Regions from separate parts of the Mus musculus genome. Here regions 2 and 3 are each linked to region 1. A link is a loop called in an ENCODE intact Hi-C map of the cell type or tissue named here. Cell type or tissue: heart. All regions are shown on one strand. Links, peaks and the distances in the headings refer to the core of each region. The heading gives the core; the rest is flanking DNA.

Region 1 (6,778 bases), core at 1,463-5,462:
TGGGTCTGCCATGTATGCTGTTGGCCCTGACACTGTCTTGTGTGTTTGTTGCCCATGCAGGGTGCTGCAGCCTCCTGGAAGCATCAGGCAATGCCTGATTCATCCAAGGAGATAAATCTTCAGAGTTGTATTGCCTGTCAGAGGTAGATTCTCCTGAAACACTCCTTTGGCTGTCCTGTGAAAGCCAGTGATTCACGGGCCCTTGCCAAGGGATCACCATAAATCCTGTTTAGACAGAGAAATCCCTAATGAAAGAAGGGGTCTTTGCAGTGGCCCACAGCCTTGAGCAAAAGCAGCAGGAAGAGGACTGTTTGCAACAATACTTGAGTGGAGGCTGAGGACTTGATTGCATGGGCAGGGACACAGATGGTCTTATAAGTAGGGTTTGATGAGGAGCGGCCCCTCGTGCCACAAGGCGGGTGGAAAGAGATTTAGTACAGGGTCTGTCCAAAAGCCACTGTCACATGTGGGTCTCTCTAACCCTCCTTCAGAGATTCTATGGAAAGAAAAATATTGACTAATGCTCTGTCTTTCTAAGTTGGGAAGAATAAAGGAAGGAAAGCTGCCAGTCCCTTCTCTCTCTTCCTCTCTCTCCCCTTTCTCCTCCTCCTTCCTCCCCTCTACTTTGGCCAGCCAGCCAGGATGGTGATGGTCACTACAAAATGGGGGACACATTAGCAACTACAGAGACTTTTTCATTTTCTTTCAAAAGTCAGTCAGTTCAAGTCTTCATATGTCTAATTCACTGTGTGCAGGATTCAGCTAGGTGTCGGAAAGAGGAGGATTCCAGGAGAGAGGCAATATATGTATGCATGTGTGTGGCAAGACATGCTTCTTCCCCTTCATAGGATATTTTCAGGCAAATGCATTTTAATGAAAGATATTAACCATTTCTTCTACCTTATGGTGGGGAATTATTTAATGTTACCCTGTTCTGAAAATGTTTAGACTATTCTATACAATGCTTAGGAGTATTATTAAAACTTTTCATTTTTGTGAGTCGTTACCTTGGCTTCTCTTTGGCTCTTGTTTCCCTTTTCTCTTATACCCATCTTTCATCTTTCTGCTTCTGTGTTTCCCTCCCATGCCAAGCTCACAATGCGAGAAAGTAGCTGGACTCTGGCGATGCTTCCCTGAGTGTTACAGAGTGCAACTCCCGGGTGCCTTTCGAGCAGCTTTAAGAGATGGAATGTCCTGGTCTTACATAGCACCATTTAACAGCAGTGATTTTATAAAATAAACATTGTTGGGAATCACCGTCCAGATCTGGGGAAAACCCCAGTAAATTCTAGAGAAGCTTAGCCTCTGTTGGCTATTGTGCAAGAAGCAAGTGGTAGAGCCTCTTCTGATTTCAATGGTTGCTCTTCCTTGGAGTTTTATAGAAGGGCAGGGAAAGACATTTAACTCATGGGTATGGAATGAGAGCTTGCTTTATTACTCACATCAGTATCCTTTAGATACTCCCCAATCTGGCAATGTGACCTGATACTCAGCGCCTCCTACCCCTGATTCTGCATCCAGGAAAAGAAAGAAGGGAAAAAGTAGAGTTAAGTAGACTCCACAAGGGGCAGTTGCCAGGAGTTCGTGGGTATTTGCTTTATTCTATTTGTTTGATTTAGAGCAAGACAAAACAGCAAATGTTCCCACCTCTGGATCCAAGTACTTAAGTACAGCTTTAACAACAGTGGTTCTATGAATAATGAAAGAGTTTGCACCTTGTCAGGAAAGAACCCTGACATCAAAGAGACACCAAAAAGCCGAAGCTCCAATGGAAACTTCCTCCCTGCATCCAGTATCAGTTTCCTGCTTCTGCTTTCTTAGAATGCTGTCCCTCGCCAACAGCTTGCTTACTGTCTCCTGGGGAGTTTACCAACTCTGCAGGGCCTCTGATCCCTGCCTTGACACCATAAAGTAGAATTGGTTTAATCAATCCCCCAGGTGAACTGCACAACAAAGTCACAGAAGCAACTCTCAGCAGAGGAATGTCAAACTCAGGGCCACACTAGAATAGGATGGAATGAATTATTGAGTCATCAGTAGCCTGAGGAGGTACATAATAAGAGAGGTCTACAAAGTACAGTCATCATCATAAACAATATATGAAAAGCCTGTGCATATATATTTAGTAGACACACACACAGGCACTTAGACATCTCCCACCTTTCCCCTTCTGAATCTTGTGTGGAGAAGAAAGCTCATGCTACTGGACATTGCATTTCTTGTTTTCTTTAAACCCTCTTAATTTTCAGCGAGTGAAGCTATAGAGTCTCTCTCATTTTGAACTGCATATCCGTCCACTGTTGAGCTCCCAAACAAGCAAACAACAGCGGCTTAGACCTAAGGAACTTAGTGTGATGATCTGAATTTTAAGGTTCAAGGTCAGCTCAGTGGGTCTGGCAGAAGTCACACTAAGGATGGGACAGAGCTCAAAGAAGGTGGTAAGGTGATCCTGGAGCTTCACCTGAGGACACCTCTTCAGTCAACACCGTCAATGTCACAGGACAGACTAAATGACAGAGCATTTGTTAATCTCCGTAACCTGGATAAGGAGGTGGAGAACCTTTGAGGGTTATCTGGTGAATAAGTAAACCTGAGAGAGATCCAAATTTTATTATTAGGTTTATTACAAGGTCTATTCTTTAATCATTTAGTCCCTAATGATCTATGGTCTACCACAGAATTGTGTCAGATACGTTTAGTACTATTCAAAATTCTCAAGCAAACTTACCACTGTTTTTTTTTTTTTTTTCTTTCTGTCTTTGAGTACTACATTGCTAACTCCCTTGTTATTCTGAATAGGCTTCATGATGTATGTGTGAGTTAAAATATTCTTCGAAATCATGAAAGGAGAGCAATGGTTAATGGGAGCTGTGTTTGTAATGGGGATGGCCACATTCTTGACATCTGAGCCAGGGAGGGATGGGGTCGGGGTTGTTCTTTCGTATGAGGAATAGTTATTTTCAATTCTGACTGCTGAGGTCCTGCAGCCTCTGTGGACTGGCATCCCGTGTGCCAGGTGGGCCCCACATTGCTCTGCATTAGCGTTTGCTGCCCCTCTGCCTCCTCTGTAGCAGCTACTGTGCTGGCCTCTCTGGCTTGTGTCTGCATGGGGACTCATTAGCAGTGAGTATGTGTCTCACACAGTGGTTCATTCACAGGCCTGCTAGCAGTGCCAGGGGCTAGGACTGCCTCTTAAGCCATTCTGGGAGGCTGCTATGCAGAACAAAGCTGGGCTGAGCCCTCTCACAGTCCTATGGCCCTTGATTTCCACATGTAAGATCACTGAGAAGGAAGCTTTCGGGACTCTCATCGCCACAGCCGGGATCCTGACCCTCTAGGATGACTGTAAGTGGCCAACTGCTGCTTGTGACCTTGCGATGGCACAGTAGGCACTGGATTTATCAGGTCTGGCCTCTCCATCTGCCAGCCAAGGCACAGGTGCCAGTCACCCTGCTTAGCACAGGCAGGCCAGATATGGAACAGTGGCTTGTAGCTCCTGGCACGTGGGACCAGATTTTGTAAGCTTTAGTTTGGCATTGCCGTTTTATTTATGTCCTGCTTGTATCGTTGCAGCTGCCGGTGGCTCAGCACCATTTCACTATTTCTGTTCTTTCTCCTTGGGTTATGATTGCCATTTGATTCAGTTTGTTTTTATCCCACCCTGGCCACTGTAGCTGGGTTGGCCCGGACCGAGGATCCATGTCTTAGGAACTTCAGGAAGTTTATTCTGGTGTCTCTGTGAGCGACATAGTATGGACTGGGTGCTACTGCCAGATTGCAGAGTCTGGGGACACACATGCTTGGGACACTGTTTCTACCTTCTGTGTTTGGTTGCCTCCCTCATTAAATCTTTCTGGGCCTGTGGAGTTGACTACCAATTGGTGTCTGACCTAGTTACAGGGAGCTACTCTGTAAGCCCTTGCTCATCACACGGAACGGATCTTAAAGTTTTGTTCCATGTGACTCAGAGTGGGCTTCATCGTTTTAGTGTCCTGTTATCTCCCATGTGTGTGTAGGTGGACGTGTGCACGTGTACGATGTGAGCATGGAAGAATATGTGTGTATTCACACAAGTGGGGGAGGGGATTCAGCTCCCTAAATGAACCTGGCATTTTCCATGGCAGTGTTGGGGATCTGTTTTTTTTTTGGAAACAGAGCTGCGTCTCCTTGCAGAGCCGTTTACAGATTATCTGCTTTCTGAGTCAGCCCATCTTGGGTTTTCCACATAGAACATTTTCCCTTGAACATCGATTCTCGCAGTCCCTGTCCCCAACCCTACACCTTGATATCAACGCTGTTTGCCAGTCTTCTGCCCAAGAGTACCAGGCTGTTCCTCAAAAGATCTTTTCAATTGTCTGTTCAATGAATTATGATTTCAGTTGAGACAGTTTCAGAGGACAGCACAAGGCTCCAGTTGGTTCCTTCCTCAGCACTGCTGAACTGGGTGTGACACACCTACTTGGCTGTTGTTTGTGATAAGCTCAGCAAGCAAATGTGAAGTTGGTTTGTTCAGCATATCCCAGTTTCTGAGACCCTTACCTACCGTTTTTGCAGTGCACTGTGAAAATCACTCTCTCCAAACAGGATGAAGGAAAAACCAAATTATCTTTTTTTCCATATTAAGTTAATCATACATATCTAATTGCCAATCAAAGGTCCTAATCAGTATGACTTCATCAGAATTAGCATTTATTTTCAATGCCTCTCCTATATGCCTGACCTATAACAAGAACTGGGGAACGGAAAGTGAACAGCAGCCTCAGCAGGTGCTTCTAATCATAGTGACCTTTGGTCTTTTGGTCTCTGTTATATGCCCCACTCCCACCCCAGACCCCTGACAGAGTGGCACATTTTATGAGAAAGCAGAGGCAGCCATTTTAATGTAAGACTGGACTTTGGGCCTTGCCCCTTGGCTATTAGTCACTCGTGCACTCCTCGTCTCTATGGTTCTACACAGCGGTTTGCTTTTAAGTGTAATGAATGTGGATCCGGTTCTTCCCAAGTTCCATGGCTTCTGGTTTAGTCTGAGTATCTTGGGCTAAAACAAGTCTGTTGCTCCATAGAATAACAGAGCTTCAAGTTTTCTTTTTCGTTTTTTAAATATATATATATATAGTAGCTGTCTTCAGACACAACAAAAGAGGGCACTGGATTCCATTACAGATGGTTGTGAGCCACCATGTGGTTGCTGGGATTTGAACTCAGGACCTCTGGAAGAGCAGTTAGTGCTCTTAACCGCTGAGCCATCTTTCCAGCCCTCAAGTTTTCCAAGGCATTGGTCTTACTCAACTACTAATTGTTGAAGATGAGAGAAATGCAGGCTATATTTAGAAGACAGTTTGCCTGTGGTCATAGGTCCTGAACTCAGTCACCTCAGGCTATAGGCTGGTTGGGCGGGTTACAGTTTATTACCTAGTTTATACTGAAACTATGCAGATCTCTTGTAGCTCATTTGGCAATGCTGTCCTGGCTTCAGAAAGCACATCTAAAATTAGGTACAGTACCATGTCATCAGTGATAGGTTATTTCTCTGCCACCTGTAAAATGAGCCAATTTAAGCCAGATTAGATTATATTGAAGGCAGGTTTATCGGAAAGCTGCTCTTGAGTGGCTGAGTTCACTGGCTCCGAGAGAGTCACCCTGGTGAGTGTGGTTGAAGAGAATGAGAGAAAAGGTATGTGTATAGATAGAAGAGGAGAAGAAGAAGGAAAAGGAGAGAGAGACAGAGGGAGTGAAAGAGAGAAAGAGGACAAGCAATAGCAAAATGTTTGGATTATATAGGGCCTCTGAGGGGAAGGGCAGCCTTGGGTCTAGAAAGTTTAGGGTTGAGGTAGGGTATGCCAAGTATGGACTGAAGCATGCTGGGAAGACCTGGAGGCCAGGTCTGTTTTGGCATGGAAAATATGAACCTCAGTTTTGTGTGTGTGTGTGTGTGTGTGTGTGTGTGTGTGTGTGGTATGTGTATGTGTGTGGTGTGTGTGTGTGTGTGAGAGAGAGATAGTGGTGGGAGTGACTGAAAACCAAACAGTTAAGGTCAGGGATCCAGGATTATCCATCAGCATATCCCTCACACTATGTGAGGGATATTAGCCTCACACACCATGTCAAAGTTGGTCAGGTAGATAAATGGATGTCTTGGATGGAGTGATGGTGCTCCCGGAAGTGTTATTGTCCAGCTCTAGCCTTCTGTCTGGTACTTGCTGACCTCCCTTCCTGGATCCTCCACACACCAAGGAGTATTTTAGACTCAAATTGATGCTATCAATATTTAATTTGACACTTCAATGATTCAGGCATTTAGTGTTGTAAACTATTTTCCTGTTTCTATTCTGGAATAAATTGGCTTGTTCTTTTGGCAGCTGTAGGTGGAATGTTTCTTCCTGGCTGGTGGAGAAAGCAATAGAAGGGTTTAGACCTCAGCAACCACATTCACTCTGGTGGAGTCCAGTTCAGGGATCCACCTTACAAAAGAAATATGCAGTGTTACACATTGAGATTAAGATCATGTATCTTACAAGTTACATACCAATTTCTAGGACAGATAGCAAGTTTAGTATTGAGGAAGAAGAAAGAAAATCTTGCCATATTTTATCCATGGAGATTTATAAACTATCTTTTCCTTTTTGTATAAAACTTAGGGATAACTTTATATCACTGTCATTTGAGTAGAGTGTGTTATTTCATAGCAAACCCTTCAAAAGTAGCCTATTGAATTTTTCCATTTGGCTTTCAATTCCTGAAATTGCCAAGGTGGGAAAGGCTTGCTGTTTCATGCTGT
Region 2 (6,778 bases), core at 1,668-5,667, 130 kb after region 1:
AGACAAAATTGTTGATTAAAATACACTTTAGAAATGTATTGCAAATATCATATATATATATATTTTTTAAAGTCCTCTTTTAAAACACCTTGAAGAGTCACTGAAGTAGAAACAAAAAGCAGTTGCCGTGACTTTGATATCAAACATCCTCTGCTCTTCCCCAGGACACTTCATTTTCTGTCTAGCCTATTTTGTATGCAAGTTCTACATTGCCGTGATCATATTCTATGCACAATTCTGCACCTTGCATCTTTCTTCTAATAATATATCATATGTATTTTTTATGTTACCAATTTTCCATAAGCACCATTTTAATGGCTGCATAACAGTTCATCATATGGATATGTTATCATTTAATAATTTCTTTTATTATCTATTTAGTTTTTTATCTTATCAACAAAATGGGAAACTGTGCAGTAATAAACATATTTCTGCAAATATATTTATACATATTTGTTTTCCTCTATGTCTTAGGTTATTTCATTTGGAGAGGTTTCTGGAATGAAATTGCTGGATCATAATAACCCTGTATGAGCAATTTTAAGACTCTTGATCTATTAATGCCAAATTGCTTTGCGAGACTGTTGCATCAATTTACATTCTTGTGAAGCATATGTGAGTCCTTAGGAAGATAAATGCTGAGGCAGAGAGAAAAGAGGATGCAATGCATCTACGTAAGAATTAATGAAATAAACTGCAGGTTATCTTGCAAGAGAGGAAAGGAAGTAAAATCATACCAATGCTACACAATTAGGAAGCATTCCTAGCATACATCTGAGTAGTAACTGATTACTTATCATCACCCTCTACCATGATGTATCCTCCCCAGGGCCTTCCCTCACTATGTCCATTAAAATGGAGAAGTTGGAAAATTCCTTCCAGATAATTCTTTAGTATCCTGCCCTAACCACTCTTGTAACAGCTGGTTCTGCTCATATAATTATCTTAAGCCCCAGTTCATCAGAGGTACTCATACAAGGTTTGTTTTATTTGTTGTTCATTGGAAAAGACCATGGAGGATATGCAAAGAAAGGAGGCGAAAGGAATGTGAGTTGAGAATCAATACTGGGTAATGAAAGCAAGATGGGGTAAGGATTCAGTTTGCTGTGTTAAATCCTGTTTTCTCTCTAGCTAATAGTTTGTAACAATTACCTTGCATAGTTCCTGAAGAAATTCACAAGAAGAATGTAAAGAGAGTTGGTATTGTTAGAAACTAATGCGGATGAGGTAATATATTTTATATGCATGAATATAATACTAGGACATTTACTGTTATAGAGGTTGTTGTGTGTGTGCCATAGGAGTGTCCTGGACAGGTATAATAGCATAGGTTGATATTTAGATAGGAGACACTGTTTCTTAGAGACCAGGAGATCCAACTGTTAATGATCCCCAAAGAATTTATATTTTATAGAAAACCAAACCAAACCAAACCAAACCAAACTAAACTGGAACTAAAACAAACAAAACAATAACAAAACAGGGAGAGGAACATGTCTTGTTTTATAACCATGCTTGTGATTTGGGGCTGAAAGAAGCTGTGCATCTGGCTGTGATGAAATCATTGAATTTCACATGTACAGAAGGCCATATCTTGCAACCTTCTACAAATCTCGTGGGAATAGAATATCCTAATGCCTATAGAATAGAAGGCTGGCAAGAACCACTATCTTGGCATAGCTTAGGATCACTCACTTCAAGAAACTGAACAGATAGCTGGTGTGGTGGTGCACACCTTTAATCCCAGCACTTGGGAGGCAGAGGTAGGCGAATTTCTGAGTTCGAGTCCAGTCTGGTCTACAGAGTGAGTTCTAGGACAGCCAGGGCTACACAAAGAAACCCTGTCTCGAAAAAACAAAAACAAAAACAAACAAAACAAAACAATCAACAACATCAGCAACAACAACAAACCTGAACAGATATCAACAAAATGAAAAGACACAGAAAGGGTATTGGATCTGTTCCTGAAGCAGATGTTTGGTACCTATGAGGAGTCACTCGTGGTGAAATTAGGTGTGGTCAACATCAAACCACAATGTATTGGAAATGATGGTCTTCAACAAAGATCATTATATGTCATTCGGTATGGATAAGTTGAGTTAATCTGCTCAGATTTTCCCTTCCTTCTGCTGGAGGATTTAAGCATGTATGTTTATGTATATGCAATTTATATGCATGTTTATATACATATGTATATGTATATTTACTTATATATTTATGGAGAGAGATTATTCAATAATTCATTAGAGCCACCTCTAATACTCTTTGCATAGCCATATATTTATCATATGGAGTCCTGGCCTAGGAAAGATAGGCCAAAAATCTTACAGAAGGAAAAACTGACACATTGTCCATTGTCATTCAGAGTAAAATAGTAAATGAATGAACTAAGATGCTAGAAATGAAGAGATGTGGAAAACCTGAGCACATTTATGACTAAAAAGCAAGAGATTTTATTAAATTATTTATCAAGAACACATGGCTGTGAATGATCAGATTGTAGGCATCTGAGTGTTTTAGTTAATATTATTCTTGTGTATTCAGTGAGATAATCACTGTGAGTTAATAACTCATGCTATCCTCGAGAACTCAAAAGATAACTTGGGTGACAAAACATATTTTTATAAATACCAGAAAGAACATTATCTGTTTAAAAATAAAATTTCAAGTTATCATGAGAATACTTAATTTCCTTTCAATATTTTTATATGTGCATGCAATGAGAATCCATTCTTTTGGTCTCTCTCACTCCTTCTCAGATCTTCTATTCTACTCCCTAAAGAGTCCACCCTTATTCTTATGTGGACCATGCAAATTCTAAGTATGTGTAGAAAGAAAGCCTGTGACTCACTTATAGAACAAAATGAACTGAAGGGATAAGAAATCCTGAAGATAAAAGGAAACTGAAAAAAAAATTCAGGAATGCTACAAAAATCCACAAATAACAACTTTGTATGGTTGTATGCTTCGTGTGGTTATGGCTTTTCAATGTGTAGTTCTGAAGACATTTTACACAAAATTATCCGATTAAATGAAATGAAATAAAATTGTAAAAATTTAAGACTCAATTACAGAGTTGTTACCATTACTAGTATAATTTGGGCAAATATCTAACCTGATGGACTGTCTTTCTATCAGGATATTCCCATCCATCTCTGCATGCATTAAAGCCAACGTTCTCTGTTAGATTCCAAATGAAAGATGCCTTGTTTCCTGATCAGTGGTGCTTTATACTTCTGTGCCATTTGACATTGAATTATATCAATTTCTTTAGAAAATTCAGTGTCTCATCTAGAGGCCCCTAGTTTAGTATTTTATCTGTACAGTAATTATTTATTAAACAAGGGCAAGGGAAGGCAGGGTGTGTGTGTGAGTGTGTGTGTGTGTGTGTGTGTGTGTGTGTGTGTGTGTGCGATTTCAAAGCACTTGGCATGTATTTTAGAGTGAGTAATGCATTGCTGGTGAGAGCTTCATTTGCAAATTTATACTACAGTAGAATTACCTTTGTCCCTTTCCACTCAATATTTGATAGCCCTGTGAATCAAGCTGAAAATAAGTAGCCCCACTGGTGAGCTTTGATTGACACAGCCCATCTATTCTGGGCAAAGTTCTGTGCTCAGCATGGGGATGGCTGAATCAATAGAACACTAAAGCCTCAAACCCATCTTGGAGATGTTTGAATGCCCAAATGGAAATGTTGACCTTTTCCTTTTGGAAATTCACTCCTCCATTTAATGAAGTTGCAGCTACAAAGAAAAGTGCATGGTCAGCTGGAGTCAGGAAATGATTTTGTACTGATTGGATGTTGATAGGTCCTGACATCAAATCCCCTACTCGAGTCCTGTTACTCTAAGTCGTCCTTAGGGAGCAGAACTTTGAGTGGCCCAGCCTCTTGTTCTTCTCTCAAGCAGACCCAAGAGAAATAATCTTTTTGTAAGAACAGTTAGGACATGTCCCTTCCTCATTCTCACAGGGACTCAAAGGCAGATCAAGCAAGACATTGAACAACTCTAATCTGAGAGGCTAAGAGGTTGCAGACGAGATGGGTGAAGGATGGTTTAAAAGTTTCAGCTTCCTGTCATTCACTAAGAAATAAAAAGATGACATGTTTCAAAAGTACACCAATGTTAGGAAGGGATGCTGAAGGTACACCTATTTCTCAGTTGTGGTCCAGTCATTTCTCATGAAAGAGAAAATCAGGCTTCTTTGACATTCTTGATTTTTGAGGATTTGGTCCATTAAATGTGAGGTATTTCTATTATGGACGCTGGGGAGTCAGCTTAGCCACTAAAGTGTTTTGGCATGCATTTAAACATGAAGGCATGAGTTTAGGTCCCCAGCACCAACACAGTCAATTGCAGCAATGGTACCTGTAATCTCAGTGTAGAGGAGCCAGAAACAGGGAACTAGCCACACTGCTCTTGCCGGATAGTCTAGTTGAGCTGATGAGTTTCAGGGTTGATAAAAGACTCCATTTCAAACTATTAAGGCAGAGCAGTCAACAAGGAAAAGACCAGATGTCATCTTTGGCATGGACTTGGGTAGGCATATAATTGCACCCACACACATAGCCAAACAAAACAGAAAACAAGAAACAAGGGATATCTGAATTTTGTGTTTGACTCAGTAAGAACAGTTGCCTCTTAGTTCCTCTGAGCTAAAGATAAACTGTAGATGGTTGGAAAGTGGGACCTAGCTTGGTGCTTAACGCTGTTTTTGTTTTTGCTTTTCTTCCTAAATATCCTTATCCAGATCAGAGGACTCAAACAGAAGGAGCCATCTTCAAAAGAACACCATTCAGTACTCCATCTTCACAGGGGTCTCGAGATATGATTATAGAAATACGTTTCTGTAATATTATAAAGAAATTAAAGGTGCCAACAATTGTTAGTAGCATGCATGTAGAGTTGACCTCTGTTGATGAAAATTAACTGTATCACCTGTAAAATGTGACTTTGAAACATTCCTCCTTTGTGCATGAGTACTGGAAATGATACATTGTGTACAGTGTCTTACAAAGCCTCTTACAGCAAGGAAGCACTCAAATTTAGTTCTCTCCTTAGAAATAATTCAGCTGATCCATCCCATAATCAGCTTCCAAATGCTGACACCATTGCATACATTAGCAAGATTTTGCTGAAAGGGCCCAGATATAGCTATCTCTTGTGAGACTATGCCGGGGCCTAGCAAACACAGAAGTGGATGCTCACAGTCAGCTATTGGATGGATCACAGGGCACCCAATGGAGGAGCTAGAGAAAGTAACCAAGGAGCTAAAGGGATCTCTAACCCTATAGATGGGACAACAATATGAACTAACCAGTACTCCCCAGAGCTTGTGTCTCTAGCTGCATATGTATCAGAAGATGGCCTAGTTGGCCATCAGTGGGAAGAGAGGCCCATTGGTCTTGCAAACTTTATCTGCCTCAGTACAGGGGAACACCAGGGCCAAGAAGTGGGAGTGGGTGGGTGGGGGAGTGGGTGGGGGAGCATGTGGGGGACTTTTGTGATAGCATTGGAAATGTAAATGAAATAAATACCTAATAAAAAAGAAATTAAAAAAAGAAATAATTCAGCTGTCATCTGAGCAATGCTCAAGATGAAAATTTAAACATATATTGTGCTTCAAGGTGTCCACCTCAATTGTCTCAGGAAAGGGAAGTTTTAATAAGTATGTGTGCTTACACTGGTGATATGCTGACATTTAAAAGCAATAATATTTGAACTGAGCAAGAAAAAAGGCTGCCACCCCAACGTGACTGTTCTAAATAATTACCTCAGCCCCTTTTCTTGTTCACAATGCAAGATTGTGCACCTAAGTTCAGTGTGACACAACTTGCTTTGCGTGCAGATGAAGTTTAAATACAGTGTCAGTCAATGATATGCTATTGCATTTCTTGTGCAATGTCACTGTCAGAAAGTAAAAATAAAAAATATAAGTGTTTTTATACCTGTTATTCAAAAAGCCTGTATTAAAGATGGACCATTAACAACTAAGTGCCATCAAGTAATCAAATTCATCACCATTGTTTGATCTCTAAGGAGTGACTGTCGCATGATATTTCAGTGTTTAACAACAAAATGAGTCATGTATGCTTAGTGCAACCCTTGTCCACAAATGAATACATGCATTTTATATAATCTCATTAGAAGAAATTTTCCCCTGATAAACTAATCTTAGAAAAGAAAACACACTTAAAAATGCAAAGTAATATCTTAAATAATTAGGGACACCATCCCTTTTGGATAGAAAAAGATGTGTAATAGCAGAAATTACGACAAAATTGTATTGCACAGAATTAGACAGGTAGGTCAATGAGACAGAAGGTAAAACCTATTTGTGCATTTAATCATATGACTCTAAACTTTTACTGTGTAATTGGGAGGAAAGAGCCAATGTATAGATGGACTTTTAAAATTAACTAGTTAATTTATGAGGAAATGAAAATATTAATAACTTTACCACATCTACAAAACAATATAAATCCTCAATGGACAAACTATACATATATATATATGCACATATATATGTGTGTGTATATATATATATATATATGATTGAATATGTTATATGTTACAGTATGATATACATACATATATATTCTTTGTTCCATAAGGGTTTATATTATATTATAGATGTGGAGGAATATATATATTTTGTATGCATATAAATATATTCAAACCATATAAAATTAAAATATAATTAACAGATCACTGAAGGAAAACATATTTACAAATTTTGATGTGTATTATTTATACATTTTTGTCTCTCATAAAAT
Region 3 (6,778 bases), core at 971-4,970, 140 kb after region 1:
AAATGGATGGACCTGGAGGGCATCATCCTGAGTGAGGTAACCCAATTACAAAAGAACTCACATGATATGTACTCACTGATAAGTGGATACTCCTCTTTATTGTATCCCAACACCTATTTAACTGACCTCTGAGATCACTGATATTTCAGACAAGCTATTAGGACTCTAGGCAGATGTCATAGATGCTCATCAGAAACCATCTTGATACATTCCTCTAAAAGTGGCAAAGCCCAGAATGAAGTGTGTTGGAGAGAAGGGCTGTGATTGAAGGAGAGAAACCGATGTTCTGGGATTCAGGAGCTTCTCGTTTCTTCTGTTTTTCGAGTTTATCATCCTCACTTGGTCAATGATCACACTATCTGGGTTGAAGAGCTCCCCACAGTTAGGATGCACACCATAGAGAATATTTTTTTTCTAACTTTTGAATATAAAAACTGCATTTTATCCAAAGGATTCATGTGTTAACTAAAGAATTTCTCCAAGTGGATATTCCAAAGTGCTGGTTACCCAATGAAGTCCTTCCTCTGATAAATGGAGTCATAAAATTCCAGCCTCCCTCTGCTGCCCTTATCTATGCATTATTCCAGTTGTCTCCTGTCTCCTTCACACCATCTGTCTTGTCTCTTGCTTATCTCGAAGCTCTATGGCATGGACTTTTGCTCTCTTCCTGGCCTTTGCAGGCTGACACACTGCCCCAGAGGAAACCATGCCTTGTGTTTCTGGGCAGATTTCCCAATGTGTCTGACCTTGACCTCCTTTCTTTCAAGCAGAGTTCCCTGGCATCCACTGTTGGAATCTTATCTCTCCCATCCGTGCAAGGGTGTCAGAATGTCCCAGAGAATCATTAATCAAGCCCCCTGTCCTGACATCAGCTCTTTAGAACCTCCCGGGTGCCTTGAGTGCTTATGGACATCTGGGCAGACCACACTGGGTGGCTTTTATCCACAGAACCACCCTTTAGCATCAAGTTGATTGATGGCAAAAATGGGAAATTAAACATTTATGCATGAAAGACCAGAGAGGCACAGGAAGAAAGGGGTTTAAGTGCATGGGTTTTCAAGAGGAGCATTCTTCTCATCAGCTTTGCGGTTCCTCTAATGTCCATCTGTCTCATCTCTGCAAGCCTGGAAGGAAAATCACCTCCTTGATGCATCGGCGTCAGGGCTAACCTATCTTTTTAGGCCCTTGAGGGACTTCTGCATCCAAAGAACTGCAAAATACCCATGATCAGTTTCTTTCTCCTTAAGTTTTTTTTTTTTATATATATATATAAAACTGGCCATTCCAGCTCATTTTGTGGGGACTTTCTCCCACCACAACTCCTGAAACCTCCCTTTTATTATGGGATAGCTCACAATCTAATAACAAGATTCAGAGAATACTTATTGAGAGGGGTGTCAGTAGAAAGAGGGGATAGCCTACTTTGTCTTATTGTTGTGTATGTATCATGACTAAGGGATCACACTCATTATAGACCAGATTAGGACTGGGAGGGGGAAGAACCATCTCAGTAGAAGTGCGAGCTTCCTAGCAAGGTCGCATCTACCAAATCACTCTACAGAGCTAGAGGCAGGAGGGGTCTCATCTCTGACTGCTTCCAAGAAAACAAAGGAAACATTCCAGCTAATAATAAAAGTGATGACAACCAGATGACTTTAAATGTCCTGTCACATTCTAAAACTTTAGGACACTATAGGGCATTCTTGTGTGTTCTTTACATTCTTTTTGTTGTTGTTGTTTGTTTTGTTTGTTTGTTTTTTTGGTTTTTGTTTTGTTTTGTTTTTTTGAGACAGGGTTCTGTAGTCCTGGCTGGGATTAAAGGCACCTTTTGCTGGCCACTCTTTACATTCTTGACCATTGTCTTAATAATACTTTTGTGCTGTTCTTTCAGGGCTCCTCTCTTACTAAACAAAATGTGATTTCTCCCCAGGATGTGGTCAGATATCACTATTAAGGAATGCTGATTTTCTACAATACAGGAAAGGTTTTGTATTAATTTCTCAACAATTGAATATGTAAAGATTTATACTATTGAATTCCTCTGGGTTCTAAACTGGTCCAGGAAGTACCTTAAAATGTAAGTAGGTTCATTGTCAAAAAAAATGTGATTCGTTGTATATAAAATTTAAAGGCTTGTTGGTTCATAACTGTGTGGTGAACTTTTTTAATGGAAGGGCAGTATTTATAGCATTTTCTAAAAAGAGGAAACTTTTAGGACCTCTTGGAACACCATTCTAATTTTTATGGTGCTTGAACACAGACAGATATTCAGGTACATTGAAAATAAATTTTAAATCTGGTTTAATCTCCACACCTCTGAATCTGCTAACTTCTTAAAAGTGTAGGAGACATTATATTAATATTTACTGAAACTAATGCCAATAGATTCTAGAATGATAAAAATGGGCCATTGACAAAGGTCTGGTAAGTACTGATTCAATATAAAATGTTGAGATAAAAAACCTCTGTCTTAATACTATAAATAATAGCATGTCTTAGGATACTCATTATTAATAGAATCTATTGCACATTGTTTTAGGACTGGGACGTCTAAGCTCAAGAGATCAGTGTATTGTTTGTGAGGCTCATCATCTGGGGTAATGACATAGATTTTCATATTATGTTCTTCCACGATGAGAGGACTGGAGGAGAAACAAGCTCCTGCTGGCCTCTGCCGTGTATTTCCCATTCCTGATAGCTTTACCTTCACCTTCATTTCATCTTTACTGTACTTCTTGCAGAACTAAATTCTAAATGCCTCTACAAAAACCACAAACATTATAAATTACTTACTTCTTCATATTATCAAAACATGATATTAGTTATGAGTGTGTGCAAACACGTAACTGATTTACAGAACAATTAACCACAAATTATACTTTTCAGGTTCGGGGCAAAACTGTTCCACAAGTGTGAAATAGTTCAAAGGAACTGAACTTACAGACCTGGCATATATATCAGTAGAAAGTACATACACATTCAAGGAGGATTTTGGTGCTCAGTGATGTTCTGAAGCAGACCTTCTGACCTGAGATAATGGCCTAAGTTGGCCTACAGCATAAGCCTGAATGGGGTTTCTCATATTAGGATTTGACTCTTATGTATTGGTAATGTAATATGTGACTTCTATGGACTGTTATTATGATATGTGACTTTTATGTATTTTTAATTCAATATATGTATCAGAACGTGTTGATGGGCATCACCTTTTTGGAGAAAGACTCATGGGCTTTGTTTTACCATGTGGCTGGGTTGCCTGGTAGGTTTATGATCTTGGCAAAATAAACTGATGCCATAGGCCCTGTGCTATCCTGAGATACTTTGCTTAGAGCTTATATATATTTCTTTGTGTCTTCACAGCTTTGGAAAGAAGGTGCTGATTTTTATGAATCACGTTCTATTTTCAGGAAGTATCAGGTTTTCAAGCACAGATTTCCTCAGAAGCACTCGATTCGTTGTGCCACATGGCTTCCTTTAATCTGTTCTAAAATACTCGTTTTGAGTACCCTTGTGCCGATGTACTAAAAATCTTTTTAATAAAAACTTTAGTGATTCTTTCTTTAGTTTGAGACATGATCTTCTGTTATGTCTCATGTCTTTGAAGGTAAATGTCATTAACCATATATACAAGCATTATATACATTATATAATTGTATCTTTTTCTACATGTCTCTGATCCTATCTCTACCTATATATCTATCTCTAACTCTATATTCATATCAACTCTATATCTAATATATACCTATTCTTATACCTCTACATATACATCTATAGCTATAACTTTATCTATCTATCTATATCACCTTTGTGCAAATCCAATATATATCATACAGAAAAAAATCATAATATAGAATGTTTTTCCTCAGTGCTAACCAGTCACCTAAGTTGCAGTCAAGCATAGCATGCAGGTGAAATGGGAAAACTGTGTTTCTGGAACTCTGGCTCTCTCATAGCAATAAGTATCACCCTTCTCGGAAACTACATCAACAGCATTACCCTAGCTCCCCTGGAGACATACCCTTGCTCACCCAAATGCATTATAAAGGGTATACTCCATCTGTTGTCAGATGGGCTGGTGGTTATCCATTTTGTTCTTAGTGAAAATCCCTCTTTGGTGTGTGATCTCATATACAAATAGCTACTTTATGGGGGCTTTCCTCATTCTCAACCCATCAAACCACATCCCTTGGAGATTTCTACTTGGGTTTTAATGTATTGACTAAAGCTGAAGTTATCACGTGGCATGGGATTTTCTCTCTTTAGTCTGTCGTCAGTTATATATACCTGGCCGTTTACATATCAATCTACTCAGATACATGTGACTGTATTATATTAAAACCGTTTTCTTCTTTGACCAGTTTTGAGACTAGTGATACACTTGGAAGTGATCTTCCCAAAGTTCTAAATTCATAGACAAGGGTATTGATGACAGAAATGAGCAAGAGATTTGTGACTTGTGTGGTGATTTGAATATGATTGGCCCATGGAGTGGCACTGTTAGGAGGTATGGCCCATGTTGGAAGTTTCTCATCCTGAGGGTGAGTTTTGAGACCCTCCTCCTAGCCACCTGCAAGCCAGCCTTCTTCTATCAAACCATCAGAAGAAGATGTAGAACTCTCAGCTCTACCTGCACTGTGCCTGCCTGGAAGCTGCCATGCTTCCACCTTGATTATAATGGACTGAACATCTGAACTTGTAAGTCAGCCTCAATTAAATATTGTTCTTATAAGAGTTTCCTTGCTCATCATGTGTATTCACAACAGTAAAAACCTAAGACAAAAGTTGGTACCAGGGACTGGAGTATTGATGTTATAGGCCTGACCACAATTTTGTTTGGAAGAATATGGATTTCCAGACATTGAATACAGGGAACAGTGGGATGTTTTAAGTAGTGCTAAGTGAACCATACTAGTAGGAATATGGAAGACTTTGTTTCTGAGGGTGATTTGAACTGTGGAAGACTGGCTCTAGAGGTTTCAGATGAGAAGTATTTTAATATGTGGCCGAGAGACTGTTCTTGTGATATTTTGGTGAAGAATGTGGCTGCTTTTTGCCTTGTTGGAAAAGTCTACCTGAGGCTAAGGGAAATAGATTTATATTAATTTCATTGAAAAAGAAAGTCTCAAAGAAGCCCAACAGAGAATTTGTTCTCTGGTTAAGTTTCATGAAGAGTGTTTTGAACAAGCATATCAAGCCTAGAATGGAAAAAAATATAAAATTTAATGTTAAAGTAATAAAGAGGCACCAGGAAGTGAAATAGAGCTGAATCCGGGACATGCAAACTTTATCTGCCCCGGTACAGGGGAAAGCCAGGGCCAAAAAGTGAGAGTGGGTGGGTAGGGGAGTGGGGGGGGGAGGGTATGGGGGACTTTTGGGATAGCATTGGAAATGTAAATGAAGAAAATACCTAATAAAATATTTTTTTAAAAAGGAGGTAAACAGAGTAAGGAAGTGGTGACTTTGTAGCAAGATCCTACCCAGTTAAGCTTATTGTTAATGTGTTTGCTATTGAATAAGGAATAGTCATATCATATTAGGTGTTATTACTTGGTTATTGTTTTTACTTGGATTTTTAATCTGTCATGAATGGTAATACAGAATTGAAAGACATGGGGTTTTGATCTGTATCTAGATGCAAAATGGCCTAGAAAAGATAAGGCCCAGGCAAGGTAGTATACTCCTTTAATTCCAGGAGACAAAGGCAAGCAGATCTCTGAGTTCAAGGCCAGCCTGATACAGAGCAAGTTCTAAGTAGAGAAAAGCTTAAACCCAGGTGTGGTGAACCACACCTTTAATCCCATCATTTAGGACATAGGCAAGCAGATCTCTGAGTTCAAAGTCAGTGTACAGAGAAAGTTCCAGGACCTCCAAGCTTAGGGAGTGAATTGGAGATGAAAACCAGAAAGCTGGTGATAATGTAAAAGGACAAGTAGGCCATGTACCAGCTCCAACAAACAGCAGAACTCAGTAGACTTGGCCATGTGGCTCTGTCTTGAGTCAAAATAGAAGGGACCAGTGGGACAATTGATGCTGGATAGATGGAGCTAAGAAATTACCAGTCATAAAGAAGAGACCAGCACGAGGCCAGCCTGGTCTACAGAGTAAGTGTCGGGTCAGTCAGGGCTATACAGAGAAACCGTGTCCTGAAAAACAAAAACAAACAAACAGAAGAAGATGAAGAAGATGAAGAAGATGAAGAAGAAGAAGAAGAAGAAGAAGAAGAAGAAGAAGAAGAAGAAGAAGAAGAAGAAGAAGAAGAAGAAGAAGAAGAAGAAGAGACCAACATTACTAAAGTGAAATCTGGAAAGTGTTTTCTGAGAGCACAAAGAAGCTGTGTTCTCGGGATAGCCAAGATTGTACCTTGCTCTGCCACTGCCATTGGTAATGTGTAAGAATCATTCAGGTGGTACTGTTCTTGAAGGCATGAGGGAGTCATGGAGAACAGTGAGAGGCCAAGGAAGGGCATTGCTGAAGGTACAGCATTAGTTGCAATTGACAGCCCAGGACTGAAGGGGTCAATGCAAAGAAGTTGAGGCTTGGCATCATGAAGAGAGCCTATGAGAAGCTATTGGTAAAGTCTAGTTGCAGTGGAATACCCCAATGTATTGGAGATGCTAGCGCCATGGGATGATCACCAAGAACAGCAGCAGCAGTGGAGTGGAGTCAACCAGACCCTGGACTAGTACAGAGGTCAGAACTGGAGAAGTCACCCAAGCCCTTTGGAGCAGCCCAGAAGATCATGTGTAGATCCCAGACATTAGAACAAGAAGCTGTAAAG

Evidence for each region. Hi-C counts contacts between places; a loop is a spot of excess contacts. Peaks named below come from ENCODE experiments on the same cell type or tissue, not always from the same donor. Only the 100,000 strongest peaks of a DNase experiment are listed, where the experiment ranks them.
Region 2: it touches region 1 in a loop (2.0-fold over the local background); 3 of 42 quality-filtered maps call a loop at or near these places.
Region 3: a loop joins it to region 1, with 1.9 times the contacts of the local background. A loop is called at or near these places in 3 of 42 quality-filtered maps.

The regions. Positions count from the first base shown.
Region 1 is chr8:102,735,711-102,742,488 of GRCm38, reverse strand. The region is part of intron 1 of Cdh11 (cadherin 11); the gene reads left to right. Among named protein-coding and RNA genes, the nearest start is that of Cdh11, 46 kb to the left of the region's middle. In heart, for the core only: no CTCF peak of the experiment used is centred there; a DNase peak (open chromatin) is centred at 3,428.
Region 2 is chr8:102,602,364-102,609,141 of GRCm38, reverse strand. No RefSeq gene overlaps it. Among named protein-coding and RNA genes, the nearest start is that of Cdh11, 180 kb to the left of the region's middle. In heart, for the core only: no CTCF peak of the experiment used is centred there; no DNase peak of the experiment used is centred there.
Region 3 is chr8:102,590,704-102,597,481 of GRCm38, reverse strand. No RefSeq gene overlaps it. Among named protein-coding and RNA genes, the nearest start is that of Cdh11, 190 kb to the left of the region's middle. In heart, for the core only: no CTCF peak of the experiment used is centred there; no DNase peak of the experiment used is centred there; H3K27ac peaks cover 70 bases.